2 separate regions of the Homo sapiens genome follow, and region 1 is linked to region 2. A link is a contact called in ENCODE Hi-C or POLR2A ChIA-PET data. All regions are on one chromosome and are shown on one strand. Each heading gives the region's core, a stretch centred on a gene start or an enhancer-like site at or near the end of the contact. The rest is flanking DNA. Distances are from core to core; before and after follow the strand shown.

Region 1 (4,700 bases), core at 674-3,173, 200 kb before region 2:
GCTGCAATATCCTCTTTTGCTTTTCCATAAAAATACTGCTAAGACATTGCCTGTTACATCCCTCAGAGCCCTTTGTGGCACTCCATATAGTAAACTCCTTCTGTAATTTCATTTCATTTGAAAACAGGCATTCTTTGCTTTTTTCAACAGCAAGATTGATGTCACTTACGTTTTTTTCTCTCTTTACCTTGGCTATAAGAAGCTCAGACCCAAATCTGAAGCACAATCTCAGTAATCATGTTAACTCTTAGGGTTGGCTTATTTCAAGTTTCCTTTTTCTTTTTTTTTCTCCTGGTTTTCTATTTTGATTTTACCAATTCATTTTAAATGGGGTGTTTTCCGTCATAGACCACCCAGATTCTTTCTGGAAAGAAGTAATACGTAAAACATACTTAGCTCATAACTTTTGACTCCCTTTGATTGTGTCATCTCAGCTCAGCCTCAATTTACAGAAATTGGCTCACAAAATGACTGCTTAACAAACTTAAGGAAGAAAGTGACAACTTAAAGTTGATAGAAGGAAACATACTGAAGGCTCTAGAAGAGGTAGTACACTAAATTCTTATCAGAGACGCATCTAATAGAGAAACAAACTTCAGTGAACTCTTTCACTTACATGGAGCCCAAGACAGACTGAAGTTTGGCCAGACTCAGTTTACAATTGGACAATCCTTCAGCTGACTGTAATCTCCCCTCCATGGAATTCCCCATGAGTTTATTGAGATCCTACCTTGAGGGATTTACCACTTTTCTACCCTTTGGTATCTTTTTTTTTTTTTTTTTTTTTTTTGACAGAGTCTCACTCTGTCACCCAGGCTGAAGTGCAGTGGCGCGATGTGGCTCACTATAACCTTCGTCTCCTGGGTTCAAGCAATTCTCCTCCCTCAGCCTTCCGAGTAGCTGGGATTACAGGCGCCAGCCACTATGCCTAGCTATTTTTTTGTATTTTTAGTAGAGACGGGTTTTCACCGTGTTAGCCAGGATGGTCTCGATCTCCTGACCTCGTGATCCACCGGCCTCAGCCTCCCAAACTGCTGGGATTACAGGCATGAGCCACCGTGCCCCGCTATCTTTTATTTGTAAAATTTCTTCCTCTTTCCTATCACTAAACTGGATGATCTATGAGGGCAGGGGAGCTGTATCATTTATAGTCTATCCCTCAATTCCTTCTTACCCTTCCCAATAGAAGCAGTTGTTCAAATATTCACTCACTCACTAAATAAGTGATGTTCTTTCAAAGATTCCTGTGATATATTATTTACTCCTGGAAATCTGCTGCACAATGTTGTCCCTTTCTTTGTAGTGTCAAACACTGGATGTTTGCCCAGACAAGATACCAAGATCTAAAAAGCATGTGACATTCCTGGCATTGCTTTGTTTTCTAATTAGGATCAGTCATAAAGTTTCTGATAAGTAAATAGATATAAGTCTCAGTTGGTCCTTTCTATTCCTTTCCAAAATTATCTTGATCATTAATTTCACTTTCCAAATTACTATGCTTATTTGTCTTGCATGATGGGAACTGAAAGATTTTGGAATGCATTCCTCAAAAAAGAGTCGGTTAAAATATCAATTTGTATGATTATGTCATTTGGGAATTTTCTGATTTGAAAAATCTGCGATAATTTTTTAAAAAAAAATCCTAAGTAGCAATCTGCTACAAAAGATGTAAGTCAACTTCCATTCACAAACAGGAGATCACAACAAATTTAGTGGCTGCATCCTAATCACAACAAATCTAGTGGCGCTGCAGTGAAAAAGGAATTTATGATGGCAAGTCTGTTAAGCTAACCGGTAAGCACGTACACATAATATTATGTTTGCGGGTGGGTGGAGGCTGCAGGTCATTAATATTCGTTGGGTGTCCAGCCTGGCGTTTGTGGTTCAAACAGCTTTTGTGTTTCGTGCTCCACCTCCCGCAGAGTCACAGACAGCAGTCTGCCCCTTTCCCCACCCAGTCTCAGTTCAGGCGGAGGGTCGAAACGCCACGCACGAGTCCTCATGCCGGCGGGCGCAGAGCGGGGCGCCAAGGGCTGCCCGCGGGGTGCACCTCTAGTCCACCAAGTCCTCTTTGCGGCGGGGATCGGGGCGCGCCGGGGGAGCCGCCCTTCGCCCCCGAGGTCTGGGCGCGCAGGAGGTATAGGACTCTGGGATTTTTTGGCCAAAACTCCGGCTCGGGGTCCCCGCCGCCTGGAGCGGGAAAGTTGCGCGTTGGAGAAACAAACTTTTCCGTCCCCAGGGCAGCGCGGGGAGCTCGCGGACAGGTCCTCTGGCAGCAGAGAGGGAGCGGTGCAGAGGACCGGGGACTGAGGAAGGAGGAGTGCGGGACCGCTCCCCGAAGGTGCCTCCTGCCGAGGCCACCGAGGCCGTCCTGGAGATGGCGTCGGCTCCTGAGTCTGCGGCGCCAAAGTGCTCCCAGGTGGCGCGGAGCGAAGGGGGTTTAAATTTCTCCCTCCTCGCAAACGTCCCCTTGCTTCGGGCCGGAGAGTATTGCGCCCAGACACCTCTCGAGGAAGGGAGATTGGACTTTCCCAGATTGGAGGGAAATTTAGAGCTGGCATTTACAGTTATTGTAAAAGAAAAAAAAGTGTTTTGAGGAGAAGAGGTGAAGGGTAGGAGAGGAGAAGTGTTAAAATTTCGACCAAACCACGAGAAACCTCACTTGTTTTAAGTTCGTGACAGTTTATTGGCTTTCCCTAAATGTCCTCAGATTAGCCTGACAGCTCCTTACCTAAAAATATCGAGTAAAAGCCCCCAAACCAGAAGCAGTTAAACGGTGTCACTGAATTCAATCTCAGAGCGATTATGGAGTTAATTCACATAATAAGCAAATCACAGAGTTGACAGATTATTATATGAACACGGACAAATTGTTACATAAAATATTTTGATACTGATTGTTTTATTAGTAATGTTAAGCCCCTTTATGTCTGTTTCTTTTTCCCGGGATTGACATGTTATACAATGCTCACTGCTAAATAAATAAACCAAAATGGTGTGAACTAATTGTCTCCCTCATTTAACTGTACCTTTTTATTAACATTATTAACATGATTATTCATAATTCCATTGGCTATTTACACTGGCAAAATTTTTCTGTTGTATTTGTTATCCACAGAGAAAAATATGTTAACATGAAGTGGACTTGAATAACATCCAGGTTTGAAAACTGACACTATCGATGTTTAAAAATATGTTAAGAGTTGTTCTATCCCTAGACTATTAGAAAATTTAAACTGCACGTGCCCCAGCTAATTAAAAACAATTTAAATTATTATTAAGAGAAAATACAAGGGATATAATCATTAGTCAAAACTTACTCATTTAAGTGTTGTCAAATGTAGTCAAAACTTACAAAAATACATTTTATTTAGCAAAGAAAAGATAAATGTAATTTATTTTTCATTTTATCAAAAAGGTATGGTACATTTTACTTAATTTTATGTAATTATGCTTTCTAGTTTTAATAGAGCCATGTGCATATACAATCAAAATGATTAATAGGTATTTTGTTGATAAAAGGAAAAACAGAAACTCAATTCTTTATATTTCTACTAAAGCTTCCTAAACAAGAAAATATTTTAGCTAATGAAAAATCTTGAATACCTTAAGTGGGGTGTTATAGATCACAGCAGAAATAGGTGAAAGGTGAAATTTAATTTAGCTGGCTTTATCCCTTCTCCTGGAAACTGGAATCTTACCTATAGGGTGAGGTGTACTGGGAGGAGAGGTGGAGAATTGGAAAAGAAAAAGGAAGAAACTGAAAGAATTTTAGTTTATAAAGAACAACATAAGTACATCAATAAATCACGTATTTTTCCTATAAAAAATAAAGTACAATAGTACTTTATTGAGTAAAATAAATAAAAAAAGTACTTTAATGAGTAAAATCATTAAAATTTCCTACAACACAGAGGAAGTAAGTGTTCAAGCAGTACCACCTATACCATCATATCATTCTCTGAGTGCCAATTTAACTAAAATTATGTCTTCTAGTAAGAGAAGTAAGAAAATTCAGAAAGATCACCAAATAAGTAGTGTTTTGGGGGAGGGCACGTGTAGTATTAATAGCATAGAAGATACTAACTGTGGCACAGATTTTTTTTCTTTTTCTTTTCTTTTCTTTTTTTTTTTTTAAGATGGAGTCTCACACTGTTGCCCAGACTGGAGTGTGATGGCTTGATCTCGGCTCACTGCAACCTCCACCTCCCGGGTTCAAGCCATTCTCCTGTCTCCACCTCCCAAGTAGCTGGGATCACAGGCACCCGCCACCACACTTGACTAATTTTTTGTATTTTTAGTAGAGGCAGAGTTTCACTATGTTGATCAGGCTGGTCTGGAACTCCTGACCTTGTGATCTGGCCACCTCGGCCTCCGAAAGTGCTGGAATTACAGGCATGAGCCACCATGCCCGGCCTCAATATGAGAATTTGAGGTATTTCAGAGAAAAGCATCACCAGGATTAGAAATTTAAGTTACATCAATTGAAAATATGAAAGGATTTAAGATTATGACCCTGAAAGAAAAGATTCAAGTTACTAGCAATCATATTCGGTTATTTAAGGGTTATCCTTAGAGCCCTGGAGTTGGGACATGCTGAAAGATTTAATAAGAAGAAAGGAGACTTTAATAGCATTGGGAGAAACTGACATTAGACCCTGAAGACTTTCTTGATTATAAAGTTATTGAATTATAACAAG
Region 2 (4,627 bases), core at 1,645-4,144:
TTCAGGTGCTGCCACTCCTCTGACTCTTCCCACTAGGGTGACCAACTGTCTGTTTGCTTGGGACAGAAAGACTTCCTGGAATGTGGGCTTTTAGTGTTAAAATCAAGATAGTCCTGGACAAATCAGAACAGTCACCCCACCTCCCGTGTTCCCTGTGCTTACCTTCCTCAGACTTAGCATCTTCTATTGTCACTGCCAGTTTGCTTTTAGAACTTTAGACTGTCAGTTCTCTGAGGGCAAGGATGGTGCCATTCATCTCTGTAATCCTGCTAGCAAAGGTCTGACACATGAACAAGTAACCAAAAGCCACAACTGCAATAGCTCCTCAGTGCTAGATGAATGAATGAATGAATGAATGAATGAATGAATGAATGTAAAATCCACATCTTTTTCCAAGAGGTCTCTCATTCCTGCTTCTTGCCTTTGCAGTCCTTCCTTAAATGCAGGCATGGCTCCTAAGATGTGCTGTGGTACCTCCCCAGCCAGCACCCAGAACAGCTCATGTGCGCTTGCCAGAGGCTCCTACATATAAATAAGGCACTCTTCTTCCCTACTCCCAGCCATCATTTACCCGTAGTTACTAGCATAAAACTAAGGCCTAGGAAACATTTTTATTATTGCTCATTTCTTTGGCTACCATTAATTGAGAGTGTATGTGTCAAGGACTATGCTAGGTCCTGTCATTCATTTTTAGATACAATACACCATTTTCCAGATAAGGACTCTGTAGCTCAGAGAGTTAAACAACTTGCTCAAGGTCCCAGTGTAATAGAAGATATGGTTACAGGTGACCGGGGCTAGAACCCAAGCCGAAACTTGACTCTGAGCTTATGCTTTTAGCCACTACCCTCTACCGCCAGATGCTTCCTGTAGCTCTGTGGGGAGTCAGTCCAGGGAAGACTTTTCTGTCCAGTCCACAGCACGGTAAATTGAGGCAAGGGAAACACAGGGCCTGTTTCTTCGTCCCTTGTCCATTACCTAGACTGTGCCTGGCCCCTTTTGGTTGAAAGGAAGCATGGTTCAGAAGAGTGTACCACTGAACTTCAGGGAAGCCTGACGCAGAGGTCTTTTGAGAGAACTGAATAAACAGCTGATAAAACAGGAAGGCTCTCAACCCTTTTATCTGATGATAACTTCGAAGCTGCGATGGAGCAAGGGTAGTCCTTCTGACCAAGGTAGCAAAGCCAGACAGTGGCACCGACAGGCCTGCAGCCCTAATCCCCTGACTTCCTGCCCATGTTTTCTCCCCACTTTCTACCCCCATTCTACGACTATAAAAAACACACAAGGCTCTCTTTACCACATTCCTCAGGTTTTAAAGCCACTGCTCCCGCTGTCCTGCCTCCCCACTCCTAATACTTTTTTCTTTCTTTTTAACATTTGAGGAAGAAAATGTTATGGTTAACTGCATTTGAATTCCACAATGTCACTGTAACATGTAATAAATACCTTTTATTATTTATTACCAAAATGCTTAGGGGCTGTGGAAGACTAAAGGCTATTCTGTTCTTTCTGATGCAGCTCTAACAAGTATATTCCAGTTACTTGGGGGAGGGGGCACAGCGGGCTTGGTAATTTAATCTTCTCAATGCCACAGGCCATGTCTCCGTGATTCTGCTAGAATTGTATGTGACTGGAAGATTTGTTTTAGCTCAATCTTTGCAGCCTTGAGGATGGCGGGTTCTCAAAAACACCTATCCAGCCCAGCAGCACTACCTGAATGAGCAAGGGGGAAACCCAATGAGCAAGGGTCTGGGTCGCCCCAGAATCCACAGCAATCAGACAATTCTGTCTTAGGGTAAGGGCTGCAGAAAGCACTGCACATTCAGAGTTAGCTGGGCAAACTCACTTTGGGGATATTTTTGGCACTTTTAAAAACGGTGGCTAAAACGACCCAGAGACTATGAGCCCTCCACACCCCACCCCCCATAGCTTTTCATACCTGCAACCCAGGAATTTTGCTTGCACTAAAAAGGCATCTTCCAAGAGGACCTATGAACTTAAAACAAATGCTGTTTAATTTGCCATTCATTAGGGGTGTATCTGGATTGATTTATTGCACCCTTCTGACCCCATGTCTTTGGAACAGCATTCCTTCACGATTACACAGGGAAAGGACTCAGGCAGGACTTCCAAGGATAAGCGTAGAAGGCCACAATAATACTTCAGATTGCTGTGTATCGGGTAGCCCGAAGGAAATGCTTCGCCCAATTCAACGCACAATGCGAATGAGCCAAAAAAGTTTGTAAATTTTTTGACCCAGGTTTCTCGAGCCTTTCCTAAGGGATGTGGCCAGCACAGACGACTATTATCCAGATTATGGGCTTTTGAGTACTTCCACATTCAGGATATTCTGAGAATGTCTAACCACACACAATTGATCACAGAAATTGCAATCCCTTTTGATCCTGAGGAAGGAGGAAGTGAGCTCTTCCTGGTAACTACCCAGCAGCAGCAGAGACAGGAGGAGGGAGGGAGAGAGAGAGAAAGAGAGAGAGAGAGAGAGAGAGTGTGGGGAGGAGGGAGAAATGCACCAGGGAGAAAATACATTTCTACTGGCAGCTCAATACGCCAGTGGTAATCAGAAAATGAGAAAAACTTTGTAAAGCTCTCAGAAGAGCCAGGCTACAACAATTGCCCTTTAGAAATGAGATCAATGGCCTCTCTTGTGGGTGGCACAAGTATAATTACAGCAATTAAGAGAAAAGACTACAGTCTATTTTTTTTTTTTTTTTTGCTCTTAATGTATAAACAAGCAATTCCGGCACTTGTAAGCCAAAAAGAATTGGTACATGGCTTAATACTATCTACTACTATGACTCTCCTTGCTTTAATTGGCTTCCAGGAAAATTTCATGAGCCTTTGTGGTTGTGGTTTAGTTAAATACACACATTTACCTAGAGGCAGGCTGGGGGAGGAGAGCAGAGTGCTTTCACTGACTATCCAACTCCCAGCAGACCAGTTAGCCCCCAGGCTGCCCGATCAGAGTCCGTGAGGCTGGGAGGAGAGGGATCCTGGCTGAGGGCCTGTGCTCCTGTACTTCCCGTGATGCCTTGAATACTGTGTTCCCCTTGGAGCAGCCATAATTTCATGTGACCTCTACGTCCTACATTCCTCTCCCAGTCTCCCTTCCTCCTACCCCTAAATGGCTTGTGTTGGGGTGTCTAGCAAGCATCCAACTCTTGTTTTGTTTTTCCACTGAAGCCCAATGGCCATAGAAGAAGTAAAGAGGAGTCTGAGGCAGTGGATGAGCTGGAAAGTTTCTCATTTTTTGTGGTTGGGGGCTACTAGGAAGCCCCTCTCAGCTCCAGCCTCCTCACCCAGTGGCTAACATTCTACTATTTGTGAGTGGCTTCCCTAAGGATTGCTTAGGATTTATTGGTGCAGTTAAATAAATGAATCCCTGGCTATCCACCATGGAACGCAGCTACATGGAACTGCTGCTGTGAAAAGAGCTTGATTGCAAATCAAGGCCTGCAAATTCTCTAGAGGATGACTTCTGACCTCTCCCTGAAGAATTTGGTGCATGCTTCATAGTCTAGCTGTAACTCAGGTCATCCTAAACATAGTCTCTGCACATAGTGACAATCCATCCAGCTATTTTCTCATGATGCAATAACGGACCAGCAGACAGAAATTTAATTTTATTGATAGAAATTTATTTCTTTTGTTTAAGAATTGCCTTACATTGCATTTTTGAAATGCAAATGCCTTTGCTTTCCTATTTTGGTGCCCATGCAAAATAAGAGGAACTTTTCTCAAGATGAGGCTGATAGGGGAAATGTCCCTGGCTAGGTTGGGAGACCTGAGCCCTCCTACCACCTCTGTGGCTGTTTGGTTAGGGAACCAAGAAGCTGCCTATGTGGGCTTTCTCATCATCTTGTACTCCTAGGGCAGCTCTTTCTTGCTTATCCAGGCTGTCTTTCTTACTGAATTTTTACAGGAAGCTCTCACTACTCCCTCATACTCTCACAAAGCTCACCTAATGGTCCTCTTGATGATTCAAAAGAGGCTAGAGCTGGTCAGGAACAGCTGGTATAGGATGGTGGACAGAGTGATCCCTGGCCAGCTCTCTGGCATGAGTTGAGGGCCAAGTCAGTATGACCCACCAGAAGGTTCAGCAGGGAGGGCTGAACTGAAAGCCTGAGCTAACCCAGGGTAAGGGGCTGAGCTAGCATTTCAGAGGAAAGAGAAACCAGAGGCCTAGTAGGAACTGGGAGTCACCCAGTGCAAGAGAATTATGGTGGTTTTTCCCTCTATACCATCCATGAATGCTTAGGTGGCACTGTGGCCCACCAGCTCATTCTGGCCCATTTCACAGTTGTCACCAATCTTCAAAGATGACTCAATATGGTGGTAGATGGGGTAGGAGGGAGTTGAAGAGTATGGGCTCTACATGCTTCCAACTGCCCCATCCTAAGCTCCTACCCTATTCCTTCTATCTTTTCTGGCTGGCCTCACCCTCAAACTCTTCTGCCATTCAGGCCCCTTTTGACTTCATAATTTTTGCTCTGCATCATTTGATTGAGAAGTCTTAACATCTTTGGTTATTCAGTGTCCTTTCTCCATACAACCTTCCTAGGTCTATGATCTTGGAAAGGTCCTTAACCTTTCTCTGCATTTGTAA

The links. A loop is a pair of places that touch in the nucleus more often than their neighbours do. ChIA-PET counts read pairs that join two places held with the same protein, here RNA polymerase II (POLR2A).
Region 1: a map of HCT116 shows a loop between it and region 2 (2.4-fold over the local background). The contact joins two enhancer-like sites. A Hi-C loop is called at or near these places in 1 of 168 maps with a recorded cell type or tissue (HCT116). POLR2A ChIA-PET finds 5 or more read pairs at or near these places in 3 of 52 experiments (BJ, HCT116 and WTC11).

What each region holds. Positions count from the first base shown.
Region 1 is chr12:65,726,819-65,731,518 of GRCh38, reverse strand. No RefSeq gene overlaps it. Among named protein-coding and RNA genes, the nearest start is that of MSRB3-AS1, 87 kb to the right of the region's middle. RefSeq lists a silencer at 1,264-1,464. Within about 2 kb of position 1,923, at least 2 of the 41 ENCODE cell types and tissues checked have a DNase peak (open chromatin) inside an H3K27ac peak, as active enhancers do; they include HCT116, where a contact is called at or near this core.
Region 2 is chr12:65,531,243-65,535,869 of GRCh38, reverse strand. All of the region lies in intron 2 of MSRB3-AS1 (MSRB3 antisense RNA 1), which reads left to right. Among named protein-coding and RNA genes, the nearest start is that of LINC02454, 69 kb to the left of the region's middle. Within about 2 kb of position 2,894, at least 5 of the 41 ENCODE cell types and tissues checked have a DNase peak (open chromatin) inside an H3K27ac peak, as active enhancers do; they include HCT116, where a contact is called at or near this core.